Linked DNA regions of Homo sapiens: region 1 is linked to region 2. The links are chromatin loops, found by intact Hi-C in ENCODE. Cell type or tissue: endothelial cell of umbilical vein. All regions are shown on one strand. Links, peaks and the distances in the headings refer to the core of each region. The heading gives the core; the rest is flanking DNA.

Region 1 (16,441 bases), core at 3,807-11,806, 230 kb before region 2:
CTGTCTTCAGGAGGCCTTCTGCTTTCAATTCTTCTAAAGTGCTAAAGCCAAGAAGTGAAATGGCCTGGTTGCCTTCTTACAATGGGAAGATATAGTTGGCTTTTTAACACGTGCTCCTGTGAATGATAAGAGTTTTGCCCTATCCAGCGGTTCTGCTCATTGAAATCACCTGAGGAGCTTTTAAACATTCCAATGCGCAGGTCACATCCCAGGCCTGTTAAATCTGAATATTTGCAGAGGGGATCACCATCAATTTTTAAAAAGGTCTTTAGGAGGCCGGGTGCGGTGGCTCACGCCTATAATCCCAGCACTTTGGGAGGCCGAGGCGGGTGGATCATGAGGTCAGGGGTTCGAGACCAGCCTGACCAACATGGTGAAACCCCGTCTCTACTAAAAATACAAAAAAAATTAGCTGGGCGTGGTGGCGGGTGCCTGTAATCTCAGCTACTCAGGAGGCTGAGGCAGGAGAATTGCTTGAACCTGGGAAGTGGAGGTTGCAGTGAGCCGAGATCCTGCCACTGCACTCCAGCCTGGACGACAGAGCAAGACTCCGTCTCAAAAAAAAAAAAAAAAAGTCTTTAGGAGATTCTAAGATGCAGCCAAAGTTGAGGATCACTGTCCTAACAGTGTGGTCCTCAGAGGCAAGATCTATAGACTTCTGGGTGTCTACACTGGAGAATTAATCCCACTCCCATCCATACGCCTGCCCATCCAGCCATCCACCCCTTCCCTTCCCCTTCCTTCCTTCCTTCCCCACTTCCTTCCTTCCTTTCCCCCTTCCTTCTTTCCTTCTTCCTCCTTCCTGCTGTCCTTCCTCTCTCCCTTCCATCAACCAATCTATCCATCCTTACATCCATTCAACAAATATTTATTGACTTGACTTTATGCCAGTCTCTGTTCTGTGTACTGAAGATCAGAAGAAGTACACAAAATGAGCAAAAATCCCTGATCGTGGGCAGCTTTTATACTGAACAGAAAAGACAGACGTGAGATCCGAATCCTGTACAAGGATGTCTATTGCAACATCATTTGTGAGAATGAAGAAATTGGAAAGAGCCCAAATGCCTAATAGAGGCTGTTAAATAAACTCTAGACTCTTGTGCAGCAACCAGGCACTTCCAGATGCATACAGGATAGATCGAGGCGGAATGCCAAACCTTACCATTCCAAGGCTGTATACAATTAGTTACTTCAATGTTACTTCATGACTTTAAGCCTCAGTTTTCTCATCTGTAAAATGGGGATAATAATATTAGCCTCTTCAAAAGTTATTTTATTTTAAAAATGTATTTATAGAATTAAATGAGATTATGCATTAAAAAGCTTAGTAAGTTCACGGCAGAGGAAATCCTCAATAAATATTACCTGCTATGGCTTTTGTTGCTATTGTTATGCTTGCTAGCATAATGGCTGCATGTTAGAGCCACTGGAGATACAGAAGTATCTGTATATATAGCAGAAAAAAATACCAGATGTAGAAGCAGAAAACTTGAGTTCTATTGTGTAGAAGCAGAAAACTTGAGTTCTATTCTTAATTATACCAGTTATGCATCATATGACCTGAGGCAAGGAACAATTAGGAAATATATCAATTAGAATCTCATTGCATTTCATCTGTTAATAGTTAATAATTTGTTTCTTAGTTAAGATCTCTACTCGGATTACTTATGTTCCCCAGTGTTCTTAAAACAATGGAGGTGGTAGGGTCTCCTGAAGTACACTTGCCTTGTCTTATTGCCAGTCACAATAGGGATCTAAGCTTCACCAGGCATGTCCTGGCGACTGAACCCCGAGACGCCTCCTCAACAGAGTGGCAAGAGAAATGCCCAGGTATGAATTTGCCAGGATTGCTCCTAGCTGTGGAATTAAAAAACCCAAATAAACTCACTTTAGATAGGTCTTTAAAAAAAAAAAACTCAAACCAATGAAACATATATGAAACTAGAGAGAACAGTGCAATGAACCCCTATGTATCCACCATCCAGTTTCAACAGTTGTCAACTCATGGCTAACATTTCATAAAATGGATCTTTAAGTATAGCCTGCATGCAATGAGTGTGGTATCTCAGAAGGCTTCCTAATTCCTGCAGTCCAGGTCCTCGTGATATCAGGAGCCAACTCCAGCCTGAATGCTGTAGAGTGCATGCGAAGGAGTGGCTCATGCCTGCCATCCAGCATTTTGGGAGGCCGAGATGGGCAGATCACAAGGTCAGGAGTTCAAGACCAGCCTGGCCAACATGGTGAAACCCTGTCTCTCTTAAAAATACAAAAGTTAGCTGTGGGTGGTGGAGCGCACCTGTAATCCCACTACTCAGGAAGCTGAGGCAGAAGAATCACCTGAATCCAGGAGGTGGAGGTTGCAGTGAGCCAAGAAAGCACTGCTGCATTCCAGCCTGGGTGACAGAGCAAGAGTCTCTCTCAGAAAAAAAAAAAAAAAAGAAAGAAAGAAAGAAAGAAAAAGAAATAAAAGAGTGCATGAGAAACGGACTTTGGTGCAGAGCAACTTGTTACCTGTATGCCTCTGAGAACCAGTCTTGGGTGAAAGAAATGGATAGCAATGTGTCCCAGTTAGACACATGGCTGAGTACCTAACACCCATTATGTTATTTATTCTTCAGAAAATCCCTAAAAGGTAGGCATGCTGTACCTACATAATGGGTGTACTTAATACCCATTATGTTATTTATTCTTCAGAAAAATCCCTAAAAGGTAGGCACTTGTATTATTTACAGACTGGGAAAGGACTTCCATAAACTGCAGGGCAAAGAGCTGGTAAGAAAGTGGCTGAGCCTGTGTTTGAACCTTGGTCCAACACCCAAGCCTGATGCTTTCAATGTCTCTCTTCTACCAGCTAGAGGGGGTTCCAGGAAGGCAGGAAATAAAAAACTGAGTGAGCTCTGAAAACATACATGGTGTTGCTACCCATCACACACAGATGGGTTTGGGAAGACCAATAATTAGCAATAATTAGTGACCTCTAAACAGCACTGTTTGGAAGCTTGGCACACGCTTGGCATGGGGCATCCAAGCCAGTGCTTGATACTGGGCTTTTGTTATGTTGGGAGCCTGGTGATATGGAGGTCTTCTCTAGGCCTACAAGACAAGCTGTGTCTTCTGTCACTCACTCTGGCTCTTGCATTGGTCTTCATGCCATTGCCAACATCCCCACTTGCTCCAGATTAGCTGCTAAGTCTGAAACTGGACCCAATATTTCAATAAAAGCCTCATTTAAGTTGCATAGTGTGGGAGGACTAATACCATGTTTATCGACTGGATTAATTATCGAGTGAGTTTCAGAGTCCATACATAACAATTTCAACATTGTTCTTATTAATGGGGGTTTCCTCCCCGGGAATTGCAACTGCTATTCAAATTGGTTACCCTGTAGCAGCTACTGGAATTTCAGTGAAGGGCTCATTATGTTTGCATATTTCATGCTTCGTTTTCTGTTAAAAATGATCCATATTAGCTAATTGTGGATGTGTTGCTCAGGTCACAGCTGCATGGTGTGAACTCTGTACAGGAGTGATGGATCTTGCATCCTCTGGGCTCAGAGATGGTGCCTCTCAGCTAGCAGGTGGAGGTGGTGGGAGGGAGGCAGCATCTAAACACCAAATAAGTGGGAAGCAAAGTTGTTCTTTCCTTCGAGTTGTTTAGTGGAAAAGAAACTCATGCTCCAGCACAGAGCCTACTGGAGCTTGGAGATGTGGTTCAGAAACATGGACATGCCTGTTCCCTTGTACTCCCGACGATGGACACCTCAGCCATCTCTAGGGGAGAACGGTCCTTCCTCATTTCATCCTCATAGTATGCTCTAGGGTCTGGTAGAGCAGAGCACTGCATCCTCTCATCACATTTGAGAAATCTAAGGCTCTGTGAGGTATTAATAAAACGTCTTGTCTGAAGTCACCTAGAGACAGTGGCAAAGTCAAGTCTTAGATATCTACTTCAAAGCTCTGTAGAGCTCATGTCTTCCCTTTGTGCAACACAGCCCCTTCCTATTAGATGAGTGTCAGGGACACACATATAATTTTTTGAGTGTTCAACATGGCTTTGGGTAACCATATGTTTTGGGTGACTCTTCCACCTGAGCATGTGACCCAGACCTTCCAATCAAAGTATCTCATGCCTTGGTCTCAGCGATTGGTTCAGCCATGGACATGTGATCCAAGTTGGGCAAATGAGAGCTTTCTCTGGAATTTTTGCTGCAACAAAAGTTTCTCTCCTTCCACTGGTATGACCAGCTGTGAGGAAGATGGAGGTCTAGAGCTGGCAGTGGCCACTTTATTGCCACATGGGGAGGCCCTCCCTGGGAATTTAGTGAGAACACAATGAAACAGTGTCCTGTGACACTATTGGACCTCTTGGACCCCACCATGCCTAAGGCCAGCTAAACTACAATGCCCAATTACATGAGACATTAGATTCCTTCCCCACCCTTGATTTTTCGGTTTGAGTTGGGTTTCTTATTTTGTATACTACCACAGGGCGGTTGGGCATGGAGGACTCCAGGGCATCTTCCAACTTACAGGATGCTCCATCCCCATGGGGCCATTGGGCTCCTCCTGCTGCCTGGCTGAGCTGCTCAGGTTGTCATCTAGGAGGCAGACACTTGAAGTGTTAAGTCTGTGACTGGGGGCATTGCTTGTCAGCCAGGTTTCCCTAGCATGGTGGGGACAGAGAGTAGAGAGCTGGGGCTCTACAAGGACAGGTCCAGAATTCTGTGCTGGGTCATTTTGCCTGGGGTCTCTGGAGCTACCCTCCAGGGATACACCATAATCAGAGAGGACACACCAGTGAATCAGTGTGTGTAATTGTTGACTATGCTAGTGTTTCAGATGTCTGGGATATGAGCTGGTAACATTCACAATGTCACTATGACCCAGCTCTGCCATCCATGGGTTTGGGCAAAGAAGCAGATGATAAAAGTTATCATCAGGACACTCAGGGTGAGCTTGAGAAGGTGACATCTAAGCAGCAACTTGAAAGAGGTGAAGGAGTTTGTTTGGCTGACTTCTGGGGGAAGCCAGGGGGAATAGCCAGCACAATGGCCTGAAGGTGGGTGTTAGGCCTCGCATGACTGAGGAGCAGCAAGGAGCCCAGGAATCCTGGAGCAATTAAGGGAGCACATGGTAGGCGACGAGACCAGAGAGGTGGAGAGGGCCAGGCCAGGAGAGCCTGGTCCTGGATTGCCCAGGATAGGTTCATTTGTACCTATACTTCTGGCATAAGTATTAACAGCATCTCATGTCACTCTCAAGAGTACCCCTGTTAGGATGATACAGACAGTGGACACGTACCTGCAGGCCCTTGTAAAGACTGGTTTTTGCTCCTAATGAAAAGGGGCTTAAATTGAAGGATGAGTAGGAAGGTGAAGAGGGATAGAAAGAGGATTCCAGACAGAGGAAAGAGCTTGTGCAAAGGCCCTGTAGTGGGAGAGAAGGATAGTATCAGATCGTGATTTTGACTAATCACTCTGGGTGTACCATGAAATATGGGTGGGGTGGGGTAGGGGCCAGCGTAGATGTGGGAGAGCAGTTAGGAAAGAATGGCCATGGTCCATGTGAGGAACGATGCTTGTATGTAACTGGCTGAGCACAACAAACTTTGCCTAGAACTGAAAGGACCCCATAGGTATTATTATTATTATTGTTCACCAAGACCCAAGTCTTCCAGAAAACAGAATGTGGGTCCCAGTCTCTGGTTCAGGCTATAACTAGCGTGACAATTTCTTGATAAATACATTTTAACTATAAATCATTAAGGTTGTTGGCAGCAGGTCCTCTAGTAAAACAGCAGATAATGCCACTCTGTTATGGTGGGTTGTTGGACTAGCATCTTTATGCAATTTCAGAAAATTTAACCTAGTAAATTGACTTCTCCTAGAGAGTTGAGCTAAACATTTTCTAATAAGTAGGGGGTTAATTTCTCTTCCTTTGTGATGCTGTTAGAATCTGTGATAACTACAACATAAATTTGTATAATCTCACACTCTCAGCAGGAAATAATGAGGGAAAAAGTGGTTTTGACAAATAATTATGATTGAGCTGATGTGAATCCACTTGAGCTGTTAATGTATGTTGAGTGATATGTGAATAGTGCATGGTGAATTCCAGAAGCTCTTCTGATGGTCTCCTGTTGAAGGTACAGACTTTGGGAGAGACTCGCCCTCTTCTAGTGTGACAGTTGTGCTGGTGGACTGCCTCCCATTTGATCACTTTGAACTTGATATTTTGACATTTTGACATTTCTTTCTTCCCTGGGGTGTTTCTAACCCCTGCCATGAGCTGGGGCTGGTGGCCGGGGTAGGATTCCGATGTGCGCTGCACTCATCAGCCGCATTCCTTCCTGGGTTTAGAGCAGAGACCCTGGAGAACATTTGAAAGATTCTGGTTCAGGGTTGAATCTGATCAAGAGTCACCTCGTTTGGAGTATCAGACATTAGTCCTGCCACAATGCATGTGGCTGAAGGGTGTGAGATAGCAGACTTTGGTGGGGATCAAAATGGTGAAGGCAGACCGTTAGGGGAAAAGAAATGGTGAATGGTCACCAGCTTGATGGAGCAGTGAACACCGGTGATATGTCTGACTTGAGGTATGTCCCGAAGTCTGTGATCCTCTCAGGTCTAGCCTGTTCAGATCTCCCCCTCTTTGTGGTCCTCAAACTGAACTCATGCCAGTTGAGTTCCAACCTTCCAGAGTTGGAAAGGTAAGATAGATATTGAACTCACATACCTCTCTCCAACTTGGCTGCTTCACCTTAGGCCCCACCACCATCTATCTCTTGAATCTGCAGCACCTTGACAGCCAGGAGGTATGCTCAGTTTCACTCTTATTATTTTGCTTACCTGAGCCGGTGTCTGATTGCAGGAGTGCTCATATGAGTACAAATGTGCATAGAATATCTGAGGCAGACATGTGAGTGTAGGCCTGCTTGTACCCAATTGACTGTTTGCTTTTCCTGAAGATCTTGTGGGCCCTTCCGTATCTGTGGCCATTATCCTGAGTGGTCATTTTCCCCATACTGCTAAGTGTCTCCTACTATTCATTCTATCTTCCAAGTGCTAGCTGGGCACATGACTGCCAAGCTAGAAACTACATTTCCCAGCCTTCTTTGTGGTCAGAGAAGCCAAGTGACTCATGTGACTAAATTTGAGCCAATGGGATGTGAGTGGAAGTGCCACGTGAGTTCCACCTTAAAGACAAACTCACTTGACCGGGATTCCCTTTTGCTACCTTCTTGCTTGTTGGGAAACATCCATGGTAGGAGACCACCTGGACACAGAGATGGAAGTCCCATGTTGAGGCTGGCAGTGCTGACTGGCCTGCCCCGAATGACCTTGTAGAATGAGGCCATTTACCCTTTCTCAACCCACACCCATCTTTGCATAAGACAGACACTATCTCATTTAAGCCACTGCATTTTTGTTTGTTTGTTTGTCTGTTTTTGTTTTTGAGACGGAGTCTCACTCTGTCGCCCAGAGTGAGATTGTGCAGTGGCACAATCTCGGCTCACTGCAACCTCCGCCTCCCAGGTTCAAGCAATTCCCCTGCCTCAGCCTCCCAAGTGGCTGAGACTACAGGCACCCGCCACCACACCTGGCTACTTTTTGTATTTTTAGTAGAGACGGGGTTTCACTGTGTTAGCCACGATGGTCTCGATCTCCTGACCTTGTGATCTGCCTGCATTGGTCTCCCAAAGTGCTGGGATTACAGGCGTAAGCCCCCACGCCTGGGCTGCCACTGCATTTTTTAGTCTCTTTGTTATACTCCTAAGTCTGTACTCTGGTCAGTATTTCACGTTGATCCTACCCATGTATAGCAAAGCCTGCAGCCTCTCCAGAACCTTTGGGGCTGTCATCTCATCTGATCTTAACAGTGGCCCTTGTGAGTCAGGGAGGGTATGTAGCAGCTACCCCACTTTACTGAGAAGGAAACTGAGGTTCATAGAGGACAGGGTTTTGCCCACGGATACAGATGCAGAGTGGGGACAAGAACCCAGGTCCCGAGCCTTCCCTTATCGAGCTTGTTCCCTGTGCCAGGCTATTGCCTGTAACACTGAATCAAGACCATAACATCGTTATTAAAATATTTACTTGCATGAAAAATTTCTATTACCTGAAACTCATGTATTATAGATGGAATCAGTAGCTTAGAAGGAAATAAACAAGAAGAATCACTTTAATAACAAAAGCTATGCAGATAAATTCCTCATTTCAGCAAGCTCTTGGCGGTCCCAAATAAATATATCATTTTTATCAGGCAAGTGCTCTAGAAACGGCATCTTCGGGAAATATGTCAAAATAATCTCCCTGCCTGCACTCCTTTTTGGAGGAAGGAAATATGATGGTGGCAGCACAAAGAACAATTAACAGGAGTTTCCTGACTACAGTACAAACCGTCATAAACAAGGGTAATGAGAGGGCTGGTCAAGCCGATCTCAGGGTTTCCTTCCAGCCTCAGTGGAGTATGGCAGGGGGCGCACTGGGCTGGGAGTCAGAAGTCAAGACTCCACCCTCTCAGCTTTTGGCTGTGTGACATGAGGCATCCTCTCTGAGCCTCTATTGGCCTGCCTCAGAGAGCTATTTAGGTAGAGAAATTTTCAATTGGATATAACTGTGCACAAAAGATGTGTGACCCTATTTGTCATTAATGTTATTATTTAAGTCATGTATGGGAGGAATGAGGGAAAGAATTCCTGAGAATAGAGGTCTGATAAGTACTGGCTGGGGAGTGAAGGGTGTGTGTGTGTGTGTGTGTGTGTGCGTGCGTGTATATGTGTGTGTGTGTGTGTGCATACATGTGTGTATGTGTGCGTGCATATGCACATGTGCACATGTGTGTATGTATGTACATGTGTATGTGTATGTGCGTACATGCACTTATGGATGTGTATGTGTGTACATGCATGTGTGTGTGCATGTGTATGTGTATGCATGTGTTTACATGTCACGCACGTGCACATATGTATGTGTGTATGTATGTGTTTGCATGTGCATGCATGTGTGTGTGCATGTGTATGTGTGTATGCATGTGTGTCTACGTGTGTGTGTGTGCTGTCACGCATTCTTCTGTGTGCTTTTCTGTAAATGCACCACCATTCACCCAGGCCTCAGTGATCAAACCCCAGAGCCATCTCAGCCGCTGGCTCTCTCCCCGCTGTAGACAGTGAGTCCTGAGCCCTGCGGTGCCTGACCTTCCTAGTCATTCTTGTTCCCAGCGCCATGACCTGTCCTCCACCTTACCGTTCCCTCCTGAATCATGATGCCATAGCTTCTGATTGCTGTCTCAGCATGCCCTCGTCTCTCCCCCTTCCCAGCCTTTCCTGACACTTGCCACCAGTCTCAGTTTCCCAAAGGACAAATCATGTCACTTCCCTTCTCAGAAGCCTTCATTGACTGTAGGATAAAATCCAAAGTCCTCACTTGACACTCGGGGCTCTTTGTACCTCTCTCTCCCCAATGCTGCCCAGTGCTGGCATGTAACCCAGCAGTCCCCAAACAAGCCCTCTCTTTAATGCTCCCACGCTGGTTCACGCCGTGATCTGTCTGCCACAACCTTTCCCCTCTTCTTCGGGGGCAGCTGCTCACCCTCTAAGATACCCTTGGGGATCGTCACAGGCAGAGGCAAAGGCTTTCTCTCCTTGGCTTGTCTCAGACTCCCGTCCGTACCTATGCAGCTCCCTCCACACCCTCTGAGCTGCAGCTTGCCATCTGCTTGTTCCAGTCCAAGGCAGGAAGAGGAAGAGGGAGTATTGCCAAGGTCCTGCTCTTTTTTTTTTTTTTTTTTTGAGATGGAATCTTGCTCTGTTGCCCAAGCTGAAGTCCAATGGCACAATCTTGGCTCACTGCAACCTCCACCTCCTGGGTTCAAGCGATTCTCCTGTCTCAGCCTCCCAAGTAGCTGGGACTACAGATGCCACCACACCCAGTTAATTTTTGTATTTTTAGTAGAGATGGGTTTTCACCGTTTGGTCAGGCTGATCTCGAACTCCTGACCTCAGGTGATCCATCCACCTCGGCCTCTCAAAGTGGTGGGATTACAGGCGTGAGCCACGGTGTCCAGCCAAGGTCCTGCTCTTAAGGTGCAGCAACCCTGCCTGCTAGCAGAACATGGGCTCTGACCCATCAGACCAACATCTCCACTCTTGGGAAGGGATAGGGAATAGGCATGCAGAGGCAGGGATTTCGGGACAGGGAGGGCAATGTCCCTCCTCTTTAGCAGTCTTGTAATATTTCAAGCCCAAGCTAAGAAGCAAACTTTTCCCTTTTCTTTCTTCCCTGTGTTGCAATACCCTTGCCTGTACCCACCTGATTTAGTCACAGCTCATCCCCATAGCAACTCACGTTCCTCGCCAAGCTGTTAGGGTCTCTATCAGGAGAGGAGGGAAATGAAAGATTGGGCTGTTTTTCATTTGGAATCCTGTCTAGCGCCCTTATGTTCTGGTAGGCTCCTGGCAGGAGCCAAAAAGAAGAAATAACATGTGACAATTAGTCCAAACCAATCCTTAAGTATCCTGCATCATGTGCGTCGTTCAGCCCTGAGGACTCAGAATCTCCAAATATGTGTGTATATCTTTGCCACAAAGAGGAATGCAGAAGGATCTAAGCTCAGATCATATTAATGTTCCTGATCCTAATGGGAGGCTGGAACTATGCAGGGGGATGCAGAATGTCCTTGAGTGACTCTGTCTTCAAGTAAGAAAATCCCCAATGCATGAGACCTGAGACTCAAAATCAGTTCTCTGGACTTCGACGCTGACGCCCTTTGCATAACACCTGCTAATGTGTGTGCATGCATGCATTTGTGTGTGTGCACGTGCGTGTGTACATGCACACTCGTGCATGTGTGCACATGGAGTGTGATTGGACTTGCATGTGTAGGAGTGTATAAGGGCCAAGGGCTCACACAATCATAGGCAGAGCTGATTTCCCTTGATAATGCTGGTGTACCTCGATAACTAGCCTGCCAAAGGTAGAAGTAACTTTCGTGTTGTTTCTCTCAACTCCTCTACTTGACAGTGAGAAGGAACTTGGAAAAGTTGATCATCAGTTTCTCTATCAGACGTGCCCAGCAAAATTGTGCTACGCATAATACACCAGTAATTAACCTTGTAAACTTACTTTTTGAACAGCTCTCATCTATAGTTTACAATTAATTAGGGGATCCACAAGGGATTGATTCTGAAGAAGATAATTATGCCTCTTCCTGGGGTTATGGGGAGCTTCGCTAGGCAAGAGGTATCTTATTTTCCCCGGGAAATTAAACCAGCGCTCCATTATCAGATTATTTCTAAATGAGTAAAGGACTGAATTTTGACATCACGGTCTCATTTCGGCAGGAAAGAGACAAACTGACAAGCTGTTTTGTCACATGCTTCTTTGAGCAGAACATTTTGAGGAATGTCTCTGGGTCTGTCTGGGAAGAGGAGCCGCTGGGCAGGAAAAATGTCCCAGATGACCAAATGTGACGGGGCTATTTGCCAAGTAATCACCCCACGCCTGAGCACAGGAAAAGAGGAAATGCATTTCCATTTTCTGGTCTTGGGCCAGAGGGAGTTTGCTCAGGGTGGGGAGTCGGAGCACATTTGGTAAAATATTATGACCATTCTGCATGGCTATTGATGCTAGTGTACGCAGCGGTATGAAATCAACCGATTCTGCCTAATAACATTTTGCTCATCCGTAGCAGGCCCCCTCGGGATGGCCTTCCAGCTCGCACACCTGTCTTCCCCAGGAATGGCCCTCGTGACTCAGAGTGGTTGCCCTGCAGCCTCAGCCCGCCTAGCCAGAGCTGATCTGTCCCAAGTGAAGACACATGACCTCAGCTGGGCCAATCAGATTCTCTCCACCGGGAATTATGAATGAAGGCAGTTCCACTGGGAGCCTTGACTTTGATTGGCTCTTGGTAAGGACAGCTCCAGTGATGCGGTACTCCTCTTTGGAGAGAAGGGAGGTGGAAGTGAAAATCTGGAGCCTGGCTTTGGATCCAGACATTTCTGGGTTTGAATCCTGACCCACTTCTGGCTCCCGTCCCAGCCCTGTGACCTTCAGCAAGTGACTTAACCTCTCTGACTTCAAGTTCCTCACCTGGGAAAATGGAAATCAGGTAAAGAGAAAAAAAATATATTTAAAAACTATCTTAAAGCCACTTTTACTGGTTGTGAAATCTCTCGATAAATAGACTTTGGCTATATTGATAAACTCTTTGGTTTTGAAAAAATAGGCCTGAGGATGTACACGCCTGGAAATTCATAGAAAGAGATTTATTTTGTTCTAAAGAATGAAGTAAGAATCGCAGAGCCGCCATCTTGCATCCCCGCGTGTGTTTGCCTAACTCTGCTTGAACACTGAGTGCCAACCTGCCCCCTGCATGGCCCCTTTTCTGCTCTGACAAGATGAAAGAGACAATCATGAACTAGGAAAAACCCGCCAAACTTCAGGCACAACCGTGCATTGGTGGGAAAGAAATTGGTTGTAGAAAGAAGAAGGTGGTTCACAGAACAGCTACAGCAGATGATTAAAAAAACTTCAGCTCTTAAACAAGTTAGGGGCCGGCACAGCGGCTCACACCTGCAATCCCAGCACTTTGGGAGGCAGAGGTGGGTGGATCACCTGAGGTCAGGAGTTCCGGACCAGCTTGGCTAACATGATGAAACCCCGTCTCTACTAAAAAAAAAAATACAAAAAATTAGCCAGGCATGGTGGCAGGCACCTGTAATCTCAGCTACCCGGGAGGCTGAAGCAGGAGAATTTCTTGAACCTGGGAGGCAGAGGGTAGGGCTGCAGTGAGCCAAGATCGCACCATTGCACTCCATCCTGGGTGACAGAGCAAGACTCCATCTCAAAAAAAAAGAAGAAGAAGAAGTTAGGGGCAAACAATATCTGGTATTGAAGAGGTGAATACATTTACAAGTTAAAGTAGATCAAGGAACAGTGATCCGCTTTAACAATCCTAAAGTTCAGGCATCTTTGGCAGCAAACACTTCTTTCACCATTGCAGGCCATGCTGAGACACAGCAGCTGATGGAAACGCTACCCAGCATCTTAAGCCGGTGAGATGCAGACAGTCTGGCTAGTTTGGGAAGATGGGCTGAAGCTCTGCCCAAACAGTCTGTGGATGAAAAAGCACCATTTGCTACTGGAGAGGATGATGATGAAGTTCCAGCTCTTGCAGAGAATTTTGATGAGGCTTCCAAGAATGAGGCAAACCGAATTAAGCCAACTTCTGAAGAAGATAAAACCTGCAGAAATTACTGGGAGCTGCTATATTACATTAGGACTGCTTTTTTTTTTTTTTTTTTTTGACAGAATCTCACTCTTGTCGCCCAGGCTGGAGTGCAATGGTGCGATCTTAGCTCACTGCAACCTCCACCTCCTGGGTTCAAGCAATTATCTTGCCTCAGCCTCCCAAGTAGCTGACATTACAGGTGCCCACCACCACGCCCAGCTAATTTTTTTGTGTTTTTAATAGAGATGGGGTTTTACCATGTTGGCCAGGCTGGTCTCGAACTCCTGACTGCAGGGGATCCACCCATCTCAGCCTCCCAAGGTGCTGGGATTACAGGAGTGAGCCACTGCGCCTGGCCTTGACTGCTTTATAAAGTTGATATATGGATCTGGTAAAATCTAGATCTCTAATATTTTTAAGCCCAAGCCCCTTGGACACTGCAGCTTTTTGCTTACATACAATTCATTTTTGCTTATATACAATTCATTACTTGTAGGTAATTAAGCTGAAGAAGCCTGGAAATAAGGTTTGAAACAAAGCTTAATGAGGTTATTTGACTACTTGAAAGAAAAAAAAAAGAATTGTAGAGTTTCTAGAGTGAGTGGGCTTAAGGCAGGAGAGGGAGGAGGAGGCTCTTGGTGGGAGTGAGGAATGAGTCCCAGAAGATGGGAGAATCTGGGACTTCTGGAGAAAGTTTTCAAATTTCCTTCTCTGATTTTGCTTTCACCGAACCCAGAACCCAGGAGCCAGCAAGAGTTAGTGGGCAGTGCTCACAGAATTCACATACCCTTTTCTCTCGAGACCACATGCAAGGGTACTCTGGGTTTGGCACTTGCCAGGAAACTGGAAATCTTCCTCTTGAGCTTCATCATTCTTGGCAGGTTTTGAGTTCTAAATGAGCCAAATCTATCTAGCCCCTTTAGTGAAAAAAATGAGCTTTAACCGTGAGGGAAGTTGCCTTGGTGGTCCAACCACCAGACTTTCCCAGTGGAAGAACACGCCAGACTCTGTCAGTGGACAACCCTCCTGGGAAGTGGACCCGTTCTTCAGGCCATAACTCAGGGGGTCTCAAGTCCCTGCAGCAGCACACAAGACTCCTTATGGATCCCGAAGTTCCACAATGGCAGTTGTCTTTGCTCCCCCACCATTACTCCATCATTTCGTTAACTTTTTCTGAATTCTCAAGGCCAGAATTACATGGTTCAAATTGTCCCTTTCATCATATTTCCATCTTCCTGGTCTAATTCTGCTGAATGCTTTCTAGGCATACTGTATGGCTGCCATCCAAGGGCTTTGCTTTAGTGAATCCACTCTCTCTTGCGTCCTTTCCTAGTTTTTTGATTTACTTCCTTGTCTATCCAGAGCATACCCTCAAGTCACTTTTTAAAAAGGTACATGGGAAGTAAAGCTTCTGAGTCTTTGCTGTCCGAAAATGCCTTTATATTATCTTGGCATTCAATATAGACTATAGAATTTTAGAGTAAAAATTATTTTCCATCAGCACCTTGGTGGCATTTTCCCATTACCTTCTGGTGTTCAATGAGGCTGACAAAAAGTTTCTGATGCCAGGTTGACTTTGTTCTTTTGGGGGTGAACTTTTCTCTCTTTTTGTAAGTTTTATCTTCAGAACAGAGGTCAGCAAATTTTCTTCTGTAAAGGGCCAGATAGCAAATAGTTTAGACTTTGCAGGCATGTGGTTTCTGTTCTAACTGCTCAGCTCTGCTGTTGTAACATGAAAGCAGCCATAGGCAATACATAAACAAACAGACATAACCATTTCCAATAAAACTTTATTGACAAAAACAAGTGGTGGGCCAGATTTGGTTCATGAATTTAGTTTGCCAACCTCTCTGCTTTAGAAGGTCAAAGGGCATTCTTTTTATGCTTGACATTTTAAATTTTTCCAATGAACTGTCTATATATTATTCTTTATTCATTGACTATGCTTGAACACTTAGTGAAACTTCCAACACTGATATTCATGTCCTTTAGCTTTGATAAGTTTCTTAGTTTCTTACTTTTCTAAATGTATATATATACACTTTAATATATATAAAGTATATATTAAAGTGTATATATATATATATATATATATATATACACTTTAATATATATATATTTTAGGTATCCAATACCTGTTGAACCTCCCAGATTTATTCAGTATATCTTTTTTCTTCTCTCTCTCATTGTTTTCATCTCTTTTTGTTGTTGTTTTTATGTTTTTCTGAACTATTGCTTTTGACTTTTTAAAACAATCCTTTTACACATGTAAAAAATTTTGGCCATATATTTTTTAATTTTAACCGTTCCTTTTTGTCTTCTAATTGTTTCTGTTTTATAGAATCATTTTATTGTATAATGGATGCAACATCTTCTGGATTCTTCCTGAAGATACCAGAGGTTTTTTGTTTTTTTCTAATTGTCTTATATTTCCTGAATTGTCTCTAATCCCTTAGGGGTCAGTATTTTCCTTTATTATTGTTGAGTTATTCTCTTTTCTACTGCAAGTTGTTTTCCTTTAAAAATATCTGGTGTCCTGGTTGACAATTTGCATTTAAATTAAGGAATATAGAGTTGCTTCGGTAGCCTATGAGTATGAGGAGACCTTGTTAAATTGTGGAATTTGCTCTAAAATGTTGGTAAAGGAGCTGGCTTTAGAGATGGAAGACCCCTAAATACCAGAATATGGAGGTCTGTTTTCCTGGAGTGTGGTTGTTTTAAAACATGTCCACAGATTCTGGGGGATGCTCCCCTTCAGGAGAAGGAGCTTCATTCCACTTTCCTTGAGTAAGGATTGGGCTTAGTGACTTGATTCTGCTGAGTAGAATATGGCCAACGTGACTATGTGTGACTTCCAAGATTTGGTCATCAAAGGCAACTATTTCTTCTTTGTTGTCCCCCTTGGGGGAAGTCAGCTGCCATGCCATGAGGACACTCAAGGAACCCTGTGGAAAGGTTCATGTGGTAAGGAGCTGAGGCCTCCAGGCAACAGCCCTACGAGTGTGCCATCTAGAAAATGGATCATCCAGCCCCAGTTAAGTCTGTTTGTTTATGTATTGCCTATGGCTGCTTTCATGCTACAACAGCAGAGCTGAGCAGTTAGAACAGAAACCACATTCCTGCAAAGTCTAAACTATCTGCTATCTGGCCCTTTACTTAAGCCAAATAGTTAAGACTTTGTGGCCATGTGGTTTCTGTTCTAACTGCTCAGC
Region 2 (16,441 bases), core at 4,810-12,809:
ACACAAGGACACAGTAAGAAGGCTTCCATCTGCAAGCCAAGTGGGGAGGCCTCGGAAGAAACCAACCCTGCTGAGACCTTGATCTCAGACTTTCAGCTTCCAGAATGAGAAAATAAATGTCTGTTGTTTACACTGCCCAGTCTGTGGCACGCTCTCATAGCAGCCAAGTTGATGAATGCAGTGGTTTCCTTGCTGTTCCCTGACTTCTCCACTCATGATCCCACCTCAGGGCCTTTGCACTTGCTGTTCCCCCTGCCAGGAATGCCCTTCACCCAGATACCCTCATAGCTCTCTCCCTCACTTTCTTCAAGTCACCTTCTCTGTGGGGCCTTCCCTGGCCACCCCCTTTTCAAGTTGCAAACCCTTCCCACCATCACCACCACATGCTATTCCCTCACCATGCTTTACAGTTTTGTGTACTAACCTATCTGATGACATGCTCTGATCCCAGGTGTACCATTCAATCAAGACAGGCAGCACATCGGTGACACCGGAGGCCCCTCTCCCCATTCACCATCCTCCTTCCCTCCCCAGAGCAACCACCTTTCAGATTTCTATCACCATGGATTCGTTTTATCTATACTGGAATGTCATATAAATAGAATCACCCAGCACATGTTTTTTGTGTGCCTGGCTTCTTTCATTCAGAAAAACATTTGTCAAATCCATTCATGTTGTTATCTGTGTCTGTGGATCATTCCTTTTTCATTGCTGTGTAGTATTCCATCCAAGAATGCACTGGTTTGTTGATTCATCCACTAGTGATTGACACCTGGGCTGTTCCCGGTTTTTAGCTATTGTGAATAATGCTCCTCTGAACATTCTTGTGCAAGCCTTTGGTCCAAAAAAGTTTGCATTTCTCATGGGTAAACACCTATGATTCCTACTTCCTTTTCCTCCATGACACAGATCACCATACAACATACTATATAATTTACTTACCTGGTTGGTTGTCTGCCTCTTTCCACAAGAACATAAGCAGGGTTGTTGTGTTTTTTGTGTGCTTTGTTATATTCTCAGAATCTAGAAAAGTGCCTTGCACATGGCAGATGCTCAATAAATGTTTGATGAATGAAGAAATGAATGAATGAGTGAATGAATGAAGAAGCAAATGAATGTCCCTTCCAAATCCCAATTGCACCAGAAGCTGCTGGAAACTAACTTGAGTCTGATTTTTCTGCTGGTCATTGGGTTAACTGCACCACAGGCATGAGGGAAAAGAAAAGCCGCTATCTCTAAGCAAATCTTCCCCATATCAGAAAGCCCAGAGGGGGCTCTGCTGTCCTGGGATTCCTGTTCCGAGGAAAAAAAATCCACCAGCATGGTAAATCTACTCAAGGCACGCTGGCTCCGTCTCCCTTCCCAGCAGTAACAGCCCCACTGACGTTGATGCCCCACAATCTTATATCCCAGGACTGGAGAATGGGCTGCCCCCAGCAGTGACCCGAACCTTTTTGCTTCCTTGAGTGGATTAAACTGTCAAGTTTCCGGGTGTTTGCAGAGCGACAGGAGAGCTGCAGACAGTAATGTGGTTTTATTTACAACATCACCGCTCCAGCAACATCACTGGATTCTGAAAACACAGTACAATTTTCAGCCCCTTGGGGATTTCTAGGACATGATTTCCATAAAAATTAAATATTGATGAATCTTATCTCTCTGCCAACTTCCCTGCTTCTCGCACCCTACCCTATGCTTCAGTGAGAGAGAGAAAGGGTGCTTCAGTGAGAGAAAGAAGAGGAAAAAAGGATCCAAGAATACAAGGCAAAAAAAGAAAGTGAGAAGATAGATTTGGGATTGTTTCAATCAGACAGGTGAGGGGTTAAAGAAAGAGCTGGCTCAGCCTGTGTCCGAGGGCAGAAAGATATGCATCCTCATCCTGATCCTGCATCTACAGCCTGAGCCTGGGTCGGTCTGGACGCACGGCTAGTGCTGGGCTGGGCTGAGGTATGGGTGGGCATTCAGCCTAGAGCAAGGTCATGACTCAGCAAGGGCAGGGCTCTGAGGCTGGCGGGGATCCACATGCGGGAGGCTTGGTCTGTGGCCACTAGGTCAAGGAGTGAACATTCCTCCAGGTAAGGAGCAAGGTTCCAGGCGGGACCTCTGTAACAAACCAGCCCCTCTCGGCATCATCTCCTCCATCTTCAGTCCTCCTTGAGCACTTTTCTAGGATCCCCAGGGTTACACAGAATGACAGAGATTTCAGGGATCACAGAAGGGGAAACTGAGGCTCGGAGGTAGGCAGTGAACAGCCCAGGATGCCCAGCCTGCCAGGTGAGTGGGAAAAGGAGCCAGCCTTCTGGACTCCAAGTCCAGGACCTTGCCACATCAACACAGCTCAACTCCTAAGAGGCAAATACATGGATGTGCTGGGTTTCCAGTGAAATCTGCAAACCAATATGGAGGTTAGCTCTGCCAGTCTCTTGCCTCCAGAGCAGTTCCCTTCACTCCAGAGGCAGATCTGGATATTCAAGGTACAAAAAGGAAAGAAGACACCCACAAAGATGACTTCAAGGACTGGGGACAAAGGGGACAGACTTTTGCTTTCAGGCATATGTCAGGTTGGCTGAAAACTTGTCCAGTGATGCTGTAACTGAGAATGGGGCCTTGTGATTTGGAGAGGCAGATGCTGGGAGTGGAACCAACACAAAGCTTGTCATCAGGAACTGTGGGCTTTGAATCCCATCCATGGACTGCCAACGAGCAACTGGGCATCTCTGAGCCTTGGCTTTATCATCTGTAAAAGGGCTTGCAGTTTAATGACTAAGGGCTCTCACAGAGTTTGGATGTGTGTCCCCTCCAAATCTCATACTGAAATGTGACCCCCAATGTTGGAGGTGGGGCCTGGTTGGAGGGGTTAGATCATAGGGGTGGGGATGCCTTATGAATGGCTTAGCACCATCCGCTTGGTAATGAATGAGGGAGTTCTTGCTCTCAGTTCACGGACAGCTGGTTGTTTATAGGAGCCTGGCACCTCCTCCCCATCTCTTGCTCCATCTCTCACCATGAGATATGCTGGCTCCCCCTTCACCTTCTACCATGATTGGAAGCTTCCTGAGGCCTCACCGGAAGCAGATGCTAGGGCCATACTTATGCAACTTGCAGAACCATGAGCCAAATAAGCCTCTTTTCTTTATAAATTACTCAGCCTCAGGTATTCCTTTATAGCAATGCAAATGGGCTAACACAGGCTCTGGAGTCTATAGGTGTGAGTTTAAATTTAGCTGAATTGAGTCTTGGTTCCTCCATCCATATGGTGGATCTGGGGATTGAAATACTCTTGAAGTGCCTTTCAGAGAGTAGACACTCAGTAAGCATGGATGGGCTGAGTCCAGGGGAGGCAAATGCATGGGGTCAGAGGCAGGGGCTTCCTCCCACCCCCACAGCATTCACTTTTCTCCACAAAAAGAGTACACTCACCAGTCCCCTTCTCCGTGCGCTGTAGCACACACTCTAAACAGAGGCTGCAATATCCACTCTATGCATATGAGAGCAGGCCAAGCATGATTGTTTGTGGCAAATGTCAGAGTGTCTCCAGGGGACCCTGTGGGATGTGGGATGTCTCCAGGGGCAGATGGCTCTCTGAAGACTTGAGCCCCAGACAGCAGACCTACTTAACCCACCAACCACCCCAGGTAACACCATCCCTATCAAAGCCAAACAAACATCCTTCAGACAGAAGAGTCTGTGAAACACAGTGTGACTCAGAACCGCCCAACCATTGGGATCCTAAGGTACCTGGCTTTCCACTGACCTGGGAAAGGACTGGCTCTTCATCCCAGGAAGTTTCTCAAACATCCCCCACACACTGAAAGAACTAGGGGACACTGAATAATCACAATGATCATAAGCATTGTCTGGAACACTTGCTACTCCAGACACACCCCAAAACATAAATCACAAAACTGTTCGTGCCCACAAAGTCACTGAATCCTCATCACAGTCTGGTGAGGCACTTTCATCTCCACCCATCCCATTTAGCAGACGAGAAAACTAAGGCTCTGTGTTATGTGACCTGGCCAGGATCACAAAATGAGAAAGTGGTGGAGTAGGAGTATGAACCCAGGTTACCACGACTCTAAAGCCCTTTTACCAGCTTCAGAAGGATGAGGCTAGAAGACACACTTCCCAAAATGTATAAAAAGTCTTAAAAGGGCTCATATAAAATGTACCTATCCTTTGCCCCAGCAATTCCTTATCTGCCAATATAGCCCAATGAAATACTTATGAATGGGCTCAAAGGTTTATTTTCAAGGATGTTTGTGGCAGCATTGTTTATAACAGCAATAAGGAAAAAGAAAAAAAAAGAAAGGAAATGGCCTAAATGTCCCTCAGGAGAGGACAGAATGCCAATAAGCGATAAGGCATAGCACGGTGAAAGAAAATGCTCACAACATATTCAATGAGAAAAAGGAACAAATGTGAGAAGGAATGAGTCAATGTTTATAAAACAAATTACGTAGAGATACACCTAGAACAAAAGACCAAAAAGATGTTCAATGTTATTAGTTGTTACAGGTGCATTCTATTTTTATTTCTGCACTTGGAAAATTTTCAAATTCTCTAAAATAGATATGTGTTAACCCCCCAGAAAAACAAACAATACGTGTTTTTCAAAATATGCAGAGAGTACAGTATCAACAGGTTTACCACAGACTTTTTATAAGCAATTCAAAGCATATCCAATAGCTCTTGGAATGACTACAGCATTTTGTCAAAGAGAAAATTCTTATTCTCAAGGCTCACAAAACCCAGACTCTTACAGACCCAACCATTGGCAAAGACATGAACTTGGGTGCCCCATGGAGACCATAAGGCTACCTTGGATAGACCGAATCTATTGGAATCCAAGTGGATTTTGCAAGAGCAGCTGCCCAGCTGAGAACAAACAGGTTCCATATTAATGCATGCTTTTCCATTTGAAAGGTGGCTAGATGAGCACCACCATTAAATGGCCAAACAAGCAAAAAAACTTAGAAGAAATGTCAATGGGAAAACATCCAGGTGATTAATGCGTAAAGAATTTAGACGCCCAAAAGAGGCTAAAAGAGGGGAAAAAGAAAGCTCAACACCTTTCTTCCTCCTCTCCCTGCGATTCCTTTATCAGTAGAATCACTAACAGCAGCTGGGAGAACAAACCTCACATCACAAGGTATAATCGCCGGTGGAGTGTCTCACATTAGTAACCTATTTGCAGATGGTGTTAGATTTCGCTCATCAGCCTCCTTTCGGAGCACCCCCACAAATGGCCTATCTACTTGAGCACAAATATCAGGCGACAAAACTAATTACCCCAGATCTGAATTGGTAGCAATGCAAATATCGAAGCTGCCCCCTGCTCACTCTTGCCTTGCGTTGAAACAAAGGAGCCGATAGGATCCTGAAGGGGACTGAGAATGAGCAGGTCTCTTTCCATCTCCATACGATCACAGGAAATTAGACAAGATCATTTCACTGGGCTTTAAAAACACATTACATTGGTCAATTCCCTCTTGCTGGCAGAGAGTCAGATCATTAAGATGCAGATATCACCTGGAATGTTCTTTTTCTGTCAAACTACACTCTTGGATCTCCCCAAATCCATTTTCGCGAACTAGCAAAAACAGTAGACATTTTATCTGGGGCCACAAATAAGCCTCAGATGGTGCTCAAAGGTGGGGGCACTACAAGGAACCCCCTCCTCTTTTCCTGTTTCCAAGCCCCACCTCTCACATCTGCTGCTCCCAGCCCCACTGCCCGGCCAGCTCTAATTAAGCCCCTAGCTTCCTACCCCCAGGCTCAGCTCTGCCCCATTTAACATTCTACTGTGAGCATTTTCCATCATCAAAGTCTTTGAAAACATTTTCAATGGTTGTATTATAGTCCACTGTATGGCCGTGGCATAATTTAACCATTCCCACATCATAGGACATTTGAGCTTGTTTTTCGGCCAAATTAGGATGAGATAAAGCTGCCACCGGGACTGCCAGGCAGCCTCCACACCACTGGCCTTTCCAGAGAGGACGTGCTTGGCACTTCAGAGCAGGCAAATACGGCCAGACATCCCCAGATTCACCTCTCTCGCCACCCTCAACATTCAGGAGGGAAGAGAGGATACCATTCCCTGCAAAGAGTTCTCTGGCCTCTGCAGGTCTGGGTCAGATCAACTTCCAAACAATTTCACATCCATCAGACCTCAATACTAGAGGGAGAATTTGCTTCTCCATCCTCACAATGGTTGGAAGAGACCATTGCTCCCCAGGATTCAGCCCCACGGGGATATGGGCCATGACTGGGCATGGCTGCCTGGCATCTTCAGGTGGCTCTCCAGGGCTGTGGTTCTCAACCAGGGGTGATTTTACCCTCCAGAGGACATACGGCAATGTGTGGGGACTGTGTGTCACAACTGAGGGAATATGGGCTGTTGGCATCTAGTGGGTAGAGGCTAGGGATGCTGCTAGATATCCTACAATGCACAGACAGATCCCAACATGAGTAATATCCAACCCCAAATGCCAACAGATCCAAGGCTGTGAACCCCTGCTCTAGAGTGAAGTCAGAATTCCAGCAAAACCCCTGCCAGGCATCTGCAGAGCTCAGAGCTGAGGGGCTAACAGTACAGACGGTTTGAGTTCAAGTTACACCCACATCCACGGGCGAGACAAGCGAGAATGGATGGACAATCTGGGAGCCAAAGGCTCGCTCCGTTGGGCAGATGGCGGTTTGACTTAAAGGCATGACATCCAGGGCACTGTTCTTGCCCTACCTGAAATCCCTAACTCCAGAACCAGGTCACAGGTCGACTTCTGTGGCAGCTTTGCCAAGGCATCTCTGAGGGTACCCCTGAGAAATGCTGTATCCCAGAAGGATCCAAGGAGAACTTCCCTCCCACATTGGACAGGTCAGCTGCCCCGCTCACCCACAAACCCATCCATGCCTCATCCTCCTCCCTGGGGGTTCCCACTCCTTCTTTCATGCCCCCACATCCTCTCTTGTGGATTCCAACCCTGTGGTGTCTCTTAGACCTACTCCCTTCTTTATTAGCTCTCATCCTCTCCGTGCTCCAGAACATCCTACCTGCAGCTATAAAGTGCCACACAAGCCATACCAGCCCCTCCCACCCACTGAAAAAAGTCTCAACCTTGAGGCAGGCATTCAAGCTATATGGCTCTGATGACTGGAGGGACACCAGGGTTCTTGGTCTCGTGCCGGTTTAGACATGGACACATGTGGGGTGATTTTAAGGAGTGAAAAGTTTAACAGGCAAGAAAGAAGGAAGGAAGAAGAAAACAGCTCCCCGTACAGAGACAGAGGGAGGGGGGATTTGAACAAAGAGAAAACCCCGTGTGCAGCGGAAAAGTGGCTGCTTATATTGGGATGCTGGAGGAAGCGGTGTCTGCGTTCCATAAGGCCCAGGGGATTGGTTTGACCAGGTGTGTCATTTACGTAGCCCTTGAAAAACCTGGCCCTCCCACCTTAGTCCTTTAATATGCAAATGCAGGTCATCATGATGTTCTGAACACATGGTGTTATCTGGAGGTGGCCATGACACTCGGTACACCTGGTAACAAGGAAAAGACAGTGGGAATCACCATATTGAGTGAACCCAGTTGCTCTCTTTTTTTTTTTGTTTTTGAGACAGAGTCTTGCTCTGTCGCCCAGGCTGGAGCGCGGTGGTGTGATCTCGGCTCACTGCAACCTCTGCCTCCTGGGTTCAAGCGATTCTCCTCCCTCAGTCTCCTGAGTAGCTAGGCCTACAGGCAGGCGCCACCACACCTGGCTAATTTTTGTATTTTTAGTAGAGACAGTGTTTCACCATGTTGGCCAGGATGGTCACAATCTCTTGAACTCATGATCCGCCCACCTCAGCCTCCCAAAGTGCAGGGATTACAGGCATGAGCCACCGTGCCTGGCCCTTTAAGCCGCCTTTTCTGTTAGAAAAGAGATGGTTTGGGGGTTGTTTCTTATTACAGGAAAATTTCCACCCAGAACCTTACTTTCTGCCTAAAATAACTTCTTAATAACTCTTGTATCACAAAGCCCTCTGCAATTTGTACCCCCTGACCTTTCACAGCCCCCCAAGTAACCCTGCACGCTGGGCCACCTGGGCTGCTTTCCTGCCACCTGGTTCCTGCTCAGCAGTTGCCTCTTCTTGGAACACACTCCTTAATCCCCTCAGCCACCTGCCAACACTGCCCCACATCCTCCAGTTCCAACCCTTCCCAAAAGTTGCAACCATCTTCCTTTCTCAGCCTCCTTCCAAGCCTTCTTCACCTTCTTCAGGCACTGCCCTTACTCTGCCACCAGTGAGAGTCACCTGCCCCTGGCTGTGCCCACCGTCTCAGCATTTGCGTTTTGCCAAGTCCCACTAAATATGCGCTGCCAATACCCACTTTAAACTTTAAAGCTGGAAATGATGACTCTGTTCCTCACAGCTGCAAATGTTGCAGCCCTAAACAATGGAACTCAGGAAACACCACCCTCCCAGTCCCATCTGACCACGCAGAGGCAGCCCGGATAAGGATCAGGTGTCAGCACTGGCTCCAGTGTTGTGAGTGCTGAGGACAGAGGCTGTTTCTGAGAAACCTGGATGCCCTTTCCATGTAGTTCTGACCCAAACAATTCACGACTGCTCCGGCCATAGCAGAGAAGGGAACTTGTCCTTGAAATGCGTTGTGAGGGGAGATGGACAAGGTGCTAATGTGTGATAGCACAAGACACCAAGAGCCTGCGTGTATCTTCTGGCACATGCTCCAGTGTGAAACTGCAGCAATCTGGATTTATGCCAGTAAATATGAAGGAAGGCTGAAAATACAAGTTGAAGAGTTATAAGCCTTTAAATTCTTGTCTGTAATCACAAATACAAACTCTCTGGACCAGCCGGGCACAGTGGCTCATGCTTGTAATCCCAGCACTTTGGGAGGCCAAGGAGGGCAGATTGCTTGAGCCCAGGAGTTCAAGACCAGTCTGGGCAACTTGGTGAGACCCCCCCCACCCCGCCCCCCTGTCTCTGCAAAAAATACACAAAAAAATTAGCTGGGCATGGTAGTGTGTGCCTGTAGTCACAGCTACTCAGGAGGCCAAGGTGGGAGGATCACTTGAGCCCAGGAGCCAGAGGCTACAGTGAGCTATGATCACACCACTGCACTCCAACCTGGGCATCAGAGCGGAACACTGTCTCAAAAAAAAAAAAAAAAGAAAGAACTCTCTGGGCCCTAATGAGGTACACAAAGGGAGGACCCCCAGAAAACTGAGGCATCTGCCTAAAATGCTGCTTTGAGCCCCCCAACACACACAAAATAAGGGTTACGAGGGTGCCTTGCCTCCCCCTCACACATCACTGATCGGGGTATAAAATGAATACAATCCTCGCCAAGGACAACCTGACAAAGTTTACCAAAATGATAAAGACACTCAGTCTTTGACCCAGCATCTCCAAGGAATATTTTTCTTACAGATTCACTCACACAAAGTGATCTACGTACATACACAGGTAGTCACTGCCGCATCGTTTGTGAAGGCTGGAAATAGGCGAAATGCTAAACTGGTTAAATAAATTATAGGACCTCCGTGCAATGGTAAAAAAGAATGAGAAAGCACTTTGTGTCGCGACGTGAGACAATCTCCGAGACAGGCTGTCCGGTGAAGAGTTCAGTGCAGAAGGGCGGGTGCAGCTCCTGCCCGGCTGCGGGGCTTGTTAGAGAATGGGCAAGGATGCAGTTGCTTGAATATTCAGTCTCTCTGGAAGTAGACATGAGAAGCCAGGACAATCCAGGCAAGGAAATGCATGGAGTGAGAGGAAGGCTTCCCTGCTATGCCCTTTGGCGTCTTCATTATGCTCCAAGTAAGCATGTTCCTATTTAAAACTAGTCCGAAACACTAATGGCTCATGGCCACAATGGCCACCCCTTTCTTTCCCTTCTCTTCCTCCTCATCTTCTCCGTCTCTTCCCCCTTCCATAACGCCGAATGGCAGCAGTGTGTAAAACCACGGGCTGTGTGTGGCGTCAGGAGCAAGGGCTGCAAAGCCGGCCGCTCTGTGCCAGTGTGTGGCTGTGTGTGGCATCAGGAGCAGGAGCTGCAAAGCCGGCCACTCTGTGCCTGTGTTTGAGGGCTCTCAGCTCTGCACACCTGCCCAGCCTCTCGCAGCAAGCAGGCATCTGAGTATCCCCCATTGGGAGCTACTGGGAGGATTAAAGCAGATAACCCCCCGCAGGAAGGCTCCTAGTGCCATGCCCAGCACACAGCAGGACTATCCAAGCTGGTTGCTCAAGGCAGGCCTGCCTCCAGCCTGGTCTGGACCACAGAGTTCCTTTGATTCCAACCAGAGGGCCTCTCAAGGGAACTGCTCTGAGCTGCAGGTGTGAGGGAAGCCCTAGGAGGGTGGCTCATTCTCCTGAGAGCACCAGCAGGGCCGGCAGCTGAGCGCGCATCCTTGCTGCCTCTACCCATCGCTCTGCTCCCATGAGGAGGAGAAGGGATGAGGAGGTCCCCAGGCCAGATGTCCGCAAATCAACAAACTGCCTTTTTGGCTCATTTAATTGTGTCGTGGGTGCCCTGATGCCCAAGACATCCTTGGCTGTGGCTTCGGAAATGCTGGTGACGCAGGAGAGCCACTTCAAAGGATGCACTTGGACAAGAAGAAAGCACATATGAAAGCCCCCTCCAGCCCCCTCCAAGGGAGGTGTCCAGCCCCCTTGTTCTCCAGCCCCCTCCAAGGGAGGTGTCCCCAGAGTGCGGAGGAACACATGAAGCAGGGAGAGCGGGAGTGGGGGGGTGCAGCAGAGGATGGCTGTGCTGCTCCTGCAGATCCGATCACATCTGCTGTCATTGAAGTCCACCCCTGCACCCTTCAACCCACAGCAGACTATGGAGCTACCTGAGTTCAAACCCTGACCCCACCACTTACTGGCTGTGTGACCTCAGGCACACGGCTCAAACCCTCTGCCTCAGTTTCCTCACCTGGAAAATGCAGATAATCACAGCACCTAGCTGTAGGGTTGTTAGGAGGATTAAATGAGTTAACCCATAAAGCGCTTGGAACAGTACCTGGCATGGAATGAGCGATCAACGAATGGCAGCTTCTGTTGATTGTCATAATCGTCATCATCATCCTGGCCAAGGCCATCCTCTCACCTTAGCCCTGTTCTATTACATTGCCAAGTATCAAAGCCACATTGAGGGTACAGCAATCCCAGCGCATGTGAAACAGCCCCAGCCCCAAGCCTACTGCCACCAAGGGCCATTTCTAGAGCCACAGCATCCACCCCAATCTGGAGTCTGCCTGACTCCAGCCCGAGATCTCAATGTTCTTTGGACACAGTCTGCTGGGTCTCCCCCAGCCTTGCTTCACACACTCCAGGCCCTGCTTTTTGCAAGCCACCTCTGGCCTTGACCAACTTTCCCCACCCCAGAGCTACCATGCAATGCGGGGTCAGTGGCCTTTGGTGCCTAGCCCTGCCCCTCCATGGGGTCACGCTCTACTCCTCAGCCCAGGCTAAACCAAAGATGCAAGTGTGGCTCCAGCCCCTGTCATCAGATTCACGGCCCAACACCGTCAGCACCAATAACAGAAAATCCATCAGCTATCCCCAAGTCCCGAGCCAGCATCTTCTGGCTTCCAAACCAAGTCAATTTAACATCTGACACTTGTGGCAAGAGTTCGCATCCAGAAAGGCACTCTCCTTTCGGCTTTACAAGCCTTGCTGACAATTCCCCACCCAGCCTCACATGGTGGACAGAGGCGAAGGGCTCCCTGCCGGCTCCCTCTGTGGTACCTGGTGCCTGCCTCCCATCCATGCCCCCTTCCTCTGCTCCCATCTGGACTGCCAGAGGGGACACCCGCAGCCCAGCACATGTGCCCCCCTCTCTCAGGACCACCACACACACTTAAAGGAAAGGGTTGTGAAATGATCACTTGGTCTTACTTTCTGGGAACAAAAGCCCGAGCAAGTCCCCACGGTCACATTGGCCTGTATCAGGGAGCTGGGGAAGGCATGTGTGATGTTCTCTGGCAGTCGGAAGCATCCGCGGTAGGTGGCGGTCCGCCCTGGGGGAAAAGAGAGGGGTTTCTGGTAAGAGATGGTGTCCAGTTGTTGGTGCCTGTCACCAGGGAAAATGCTGGCTTTAGGTCCTGAGACAGGTATAAATAAACTTACGAGGCGAGTTCAAATCAGGGAGGGAAAACGGCCCTGCATGGGACATAGTCATGCTGAGCTTCTGAGAGAAACCAGGCATCAGCACCTTGACCGTCCAGGGTCATCTACAAGGGACCACTTGGCTGAAACTGCAGCGCTCAGCTCTTGCTTCTGCCAGTTCTCCATAAGTCATTCCTTCCTCCCTTCCTCCCTCCCTTCCTCCCTTCCTTCCTTCCTTCTCTTGCTTCTGCCAGTTCTCCATTCCCTCCCTCCCTCCTTCCCTCCCTCCCTTTCTTCCTTCCTTCCCTCTCCCTTCCTTCCTTCCTTCCTTCCCTCTCTTGCTTCTGCCAGTTCTCCATAATGCCAGCCTTCCTGCCGGCCTGCCTACCTTCCTTCCTTCCTTCTCCTTCCTTCCTTCCTTCCTCCCTTCCTTCTCCTTCCTTTTCCTTCCTTCCTTCCTTCTTTCTTCCTTCCTTCAACAAATTTGGATGGTGCTTTTACTAGGTGCCAGATTCCTCCCATGGTAGGTGACCTGAGAGGCTGATATTGTGAAAAATTCAATGTCCTACCGGAAGATGCATTAAAAGAAAAGCAGACATGGAAATCTGAAACCCAGCCATGTTTGTTCTTGCTGTGCCGTTGGAGTCATACCACTGCTTTGCCTCTTTGCAAGGTTTGCCTCTCTCTGATCTTGAACTCCCACTCAATTTCTAGGAACTCCTCAAGCCCATGTTACAAAGAAGCCTCCTGCCAAGCCTCCTGCTGCTCTGTAGAGCCTCCAGGTGGAAAAGTCCAGTGCCCTAGCTGGCTTCCTTGGAGCTGAACAAACTTTCTGGAATGTTCTTGCACCAACTGCTCGTATTTCTTCCAGACTCATCAGGGTTTCTCTAGATGGCATCCTGATTATTACCCCATGCTCTTCTCTACACGGGGTCTCCCAGGGCTCAGTATCTCCCCTGGCTCTCTAGCTGCCACACCACGTGGTGCAAACAGAAACCCTTTTACCAGCCAGAATCTGCCAAGTAGGACCAAACCCTGGATCTGGAAGCCCATCTCAACTGACCACAGCACCTGTGGTGCACGTGTCAGGGCACGACCTATTAGGGCACAGACAACAGCCTAGTGTGGGGAAAACACCAGGGCTTAGGGTTATAAGTGCTTAGGTTCAAGTCCTTGCACTGCCAGTGACCAGCTCTGCAACTCTGCCATGTCTCGGGCTCAGACTCTCAATTTCCTCACCTACATACAGCGTAGTTCCTAGGGTTGTCATGAGGAACAATGTATACCCACGCACATCCCCTGATGGGGCCATGTCTCCCCACCACCGTGTGTCTGCCCTGGCTTTTGGTGTCAAGGTCGAGGGTGGTGGCAGGTGCTGGGCTCACAAAACTCTTTCCTGTTCTTTGGCATGATTGATGCCCCAAAGAACAAACATTTCAATGGACTGGGCACTGGTCCTCAACCAGCTCCACGGGGATAGAACAGACAATGGGGAGAGTCATCAGGGTAGGCACAATCCAGAGATGGGGGAGGGATCAAGATTTCAGCAAGCCCTGGGCCACAGGGAGGGACAAAAGGGGGCCATGAGGCCTCCAGAACACAGCTCCTGGGGGGAAGCTACATCCTGGGTGACCCCTGTGTTCCCCACACCAAGCCCTGATCCTGACACACAGCAGGTGCCCACTACGTGGTGAGCGAACGAATGAACTGAATGAGATAAAGCAGGAAGGCACTGCATATACTGCAACAGGTGAGTGGTCCATGAGCCGCTAAAGAAGGAAGTGTTGGCTGCCTCCGCACTTCACTGATGCGACTCTCAGGACACAGGTTGTCACCTGGTACAGTCCAGTCTCCCTCATTCCCCAGGTGGGAGCCTGAGGGTCACTTGGCAGAATGACGCCTCCAAGGCGAAGACGTTGATGACTTGCTCAGAACCCACTCCGATTCCAACCTGGGGAGCAAATTCATGGGTCTTACTCCTTGTGAATGCTCCTTGCTGGCAGAAGCTGCAGCTCACAATGGTGGTCACCTGGTCACCTCTTGAGAGAGATCCTGTCAGCTCATTCCCTCAGGAAGGGGGCAGGAAGGCAAAGGTACCTCACGGGGGGCTCCACAGCCTGCCCAAAGAGGCAGCTAGGACACCATCTTCAACACTAACCATGACAGCAAGTCCAGCCAACTCCGGATCTAGGGCTGGCTTGAATGATTGGACCATCTGTCTCTTAATCCATGGGCAACCTAAAGCAAAACAACTGCCTTTCAGAATCAATTACTGAGCAGGCAGATGGGGCTGGGAGGGCCGCCGGGAGTCCATATATAGAATTGGTCTTACTTGGGGGCAGGAATGTTGTTTGAAACCAAAGAAATAAAAGCTCCAAGAAGCCAGCGTGGAGCAGTTTGGTCCTCAGGAAGCCCGTTTGCATGTCCAGGTGACAGGATAGGACTGTGCCCACGTGCCATGGCAAACCCCTCTATGAGGTCAGGGCCTGGCAGAGTAGGTGTCGGTGAGACACTGCCAAGTTCATGGTGTCACTAGTGAACCTGTCAGCTAAACGATGTGTGGTCAGTTTCTCCGCCCCTGTCCCCATTGCCCCATCTGGACCCCTGAGCTCCCAGACACATCCTGTCTGAATGCAAGAGGCATCTAAGAAGCCCCGGTCAGCTGGGGTCAAACACGGAGCAGCTCTTCTGGGCACTGTGACCCCACAGACAGTTGCCAGCCAGGGTGGCCTTTAGGTTCACCCACGGTTCTCAGGGCTCGGCTTCTGTGCTGCTTGGAAAACTCACTCGACAGCCCTCCCCAGAACCCCTGTGAAGCCTTAGCTTTTGATCCAATACCTTTTTTTTTTTTTTTTTTTTGGAGACAGAGTCTCACTCTGTCGCCCAGGCTGGAGTACAATGGCATGATTTTGGCTCACTGCAACCTCCGCCTCCCGGGTTCAAGCGATTCTCCTGCCTCAGCCTCCTGAGTAGCTAGGATTACAGGCACCTGCCACCACATCCGGCAAATTTTGTATTTTTAGTAGAGACGGGTTTTCACCATGTTGGTCAGGCTGGTCTCGAACTCCTGACCTCATGATTCGCCCGCCTTGGCCTCCCAAAGTGCTGGGATTACAGGCGTGAGCCACCGCGCCCGGCTGTTCCAATACCTCTTTACCTGGGCTCTGCCCCATTCTTGAACTAATCCGTCAGCTCTCCTGGAGCCCTGTTACTAGGGCATGACCAGAGGCGGTGAGCCTGGACCCTGGGCTGTGCCTCTGCCTCCATCACCACTGTCCTACCCTTGCCAGTGGTGGGGGTGGTCTCCCAGGCTCTGACTCCTTCCCAATCTGCCTCTCCCAGCCATGAAAAGAATGGCCCCCAGCATGTGCAACAGTGCACAGCCCTATTATTTTACAAAGGAGCCTTCTGTGATTAGAGGAAGCGGATTTGTGCTCATCATCTTGCAGTGAGGACAAACCTGAGTTTCCCATTCCTCCTTTGAGCTGGGCCCCTTCAGGGTCCAATTCCTTACCCTGAGAAGCCCAAGGCCTCCTTCCCTATCCTGCTTGGACATTAAGACCCAAACAGAGTGGCCATGCAGCCTGGCGACTTCCCTCCGCTGAGCCCCACGGCCACACAGCCTATCTCTAACTCTCTCCACTGTGGGTCTTTGTTCTTTCTTCATTTTTGGATCCAAGGGATTGCCTTACTTTTCTGCTAGTTCAGCTATGCATTTACAATAATGTTTGCTAAATTTTATGCAGCATTTCTAGGTGCTTTATAGTTAGGGAATTTTCTGATTATCTAGCTCACACCACTGCTAGAAATCTAGGTCTCCTGGATGGGTGCGTGGCTCACGCCTGTAATCCCAGCACTCTGGGAGGCCGAGACAGGCAGATCACCTGAGGTCAGTAATTCAAGACCAGCCTGGCCAATGTGGTGAAACCCCGTCTCTACTAAAAATACAAAAAACATTAGCCGGGTGTGGTGGCAGGTGCCTGTAATCCTAGCTCCTCGGGAGGCTGAGGCAGGAGAATTGTTTGAACCGGAGAGGTGGGGGTTGCAGTGAGCCGAGATTGGGCCATTGCATTCTAGCCTGGCCTGGGTGACAGAGTGAGACTCTGTCTCAAAAATAAAAAATCAAATATAAAAATTAAAAAAAAGAAAGAAATCTAGGTCTCCCTCTGCAATTTACAAAATAGACCGTAGCTCAGAGAGGGGCAGTGAGCTGCCGGAGGCCACACAGCATGTCTGAGGCATACCCAGGCCCCCTAATCAGTTTCTCTCTCCTGCAGGGGACAGGCAAAGGTATGCTTCAGTCATGAACTCAAGCAGTTAAGCCTT

What was found. A loop is a pair of places that touch in the nucleus more often than their neighbours do. Peaks named below come from ENCODE experiments on the same cell type or tissue, not always from the same donor. Only the 100,000 strongest peaks of a DNase experiment are listed, where the experiment ranks them.
Region 1: a loop joins it to region 2, with 8 times the contacts of the local background. A loop is called at or near these places in 10 of 110 quality-filtered maps.

What each region holds. Positions count from the first base shown.
Region 1 is chr17:6,319,184-6,335,624 of GRCh38, reverse strand. It overlaps the pseudogene BTF3P14. Among named protein-coding and RNA genes, the nearest start is that of AIPL1, 110 kb to the left of the region's middle. In endothelial cell of umbilical vein, for the core only: a CTCF peak has its summit at 8,466; DNase peaks (open chromatin) are centred at 8,424 and 9,604; H3K27ac peaks cover 767 bases; H3K27me3 peaks cover 301 bases.
Region 2 is chr17:6,090,688-6,107,128 of GRCh38, reverse strand. It overlaps WSCD1 (WSC domain containing 1), which reads right to left. Exons shown (of 9, transcript NM_015253.2): 5 at 11,906-12,027. Among named protein-coding and RNA genes, the nearest start is that of WSCD1, 29 kb to the right of the region's middle. RefSeq lists enhancers at 8,001-8,768, 9,402-10,300, 10,301-11,201. In endothelial cell of umbilical vein, for the core only: no CTCF peak of the experiment used is centred there; DNase peaks (open chromatin) are centred at 8,138 and 8,488; H3K27ac peaks cover 2,163 bases.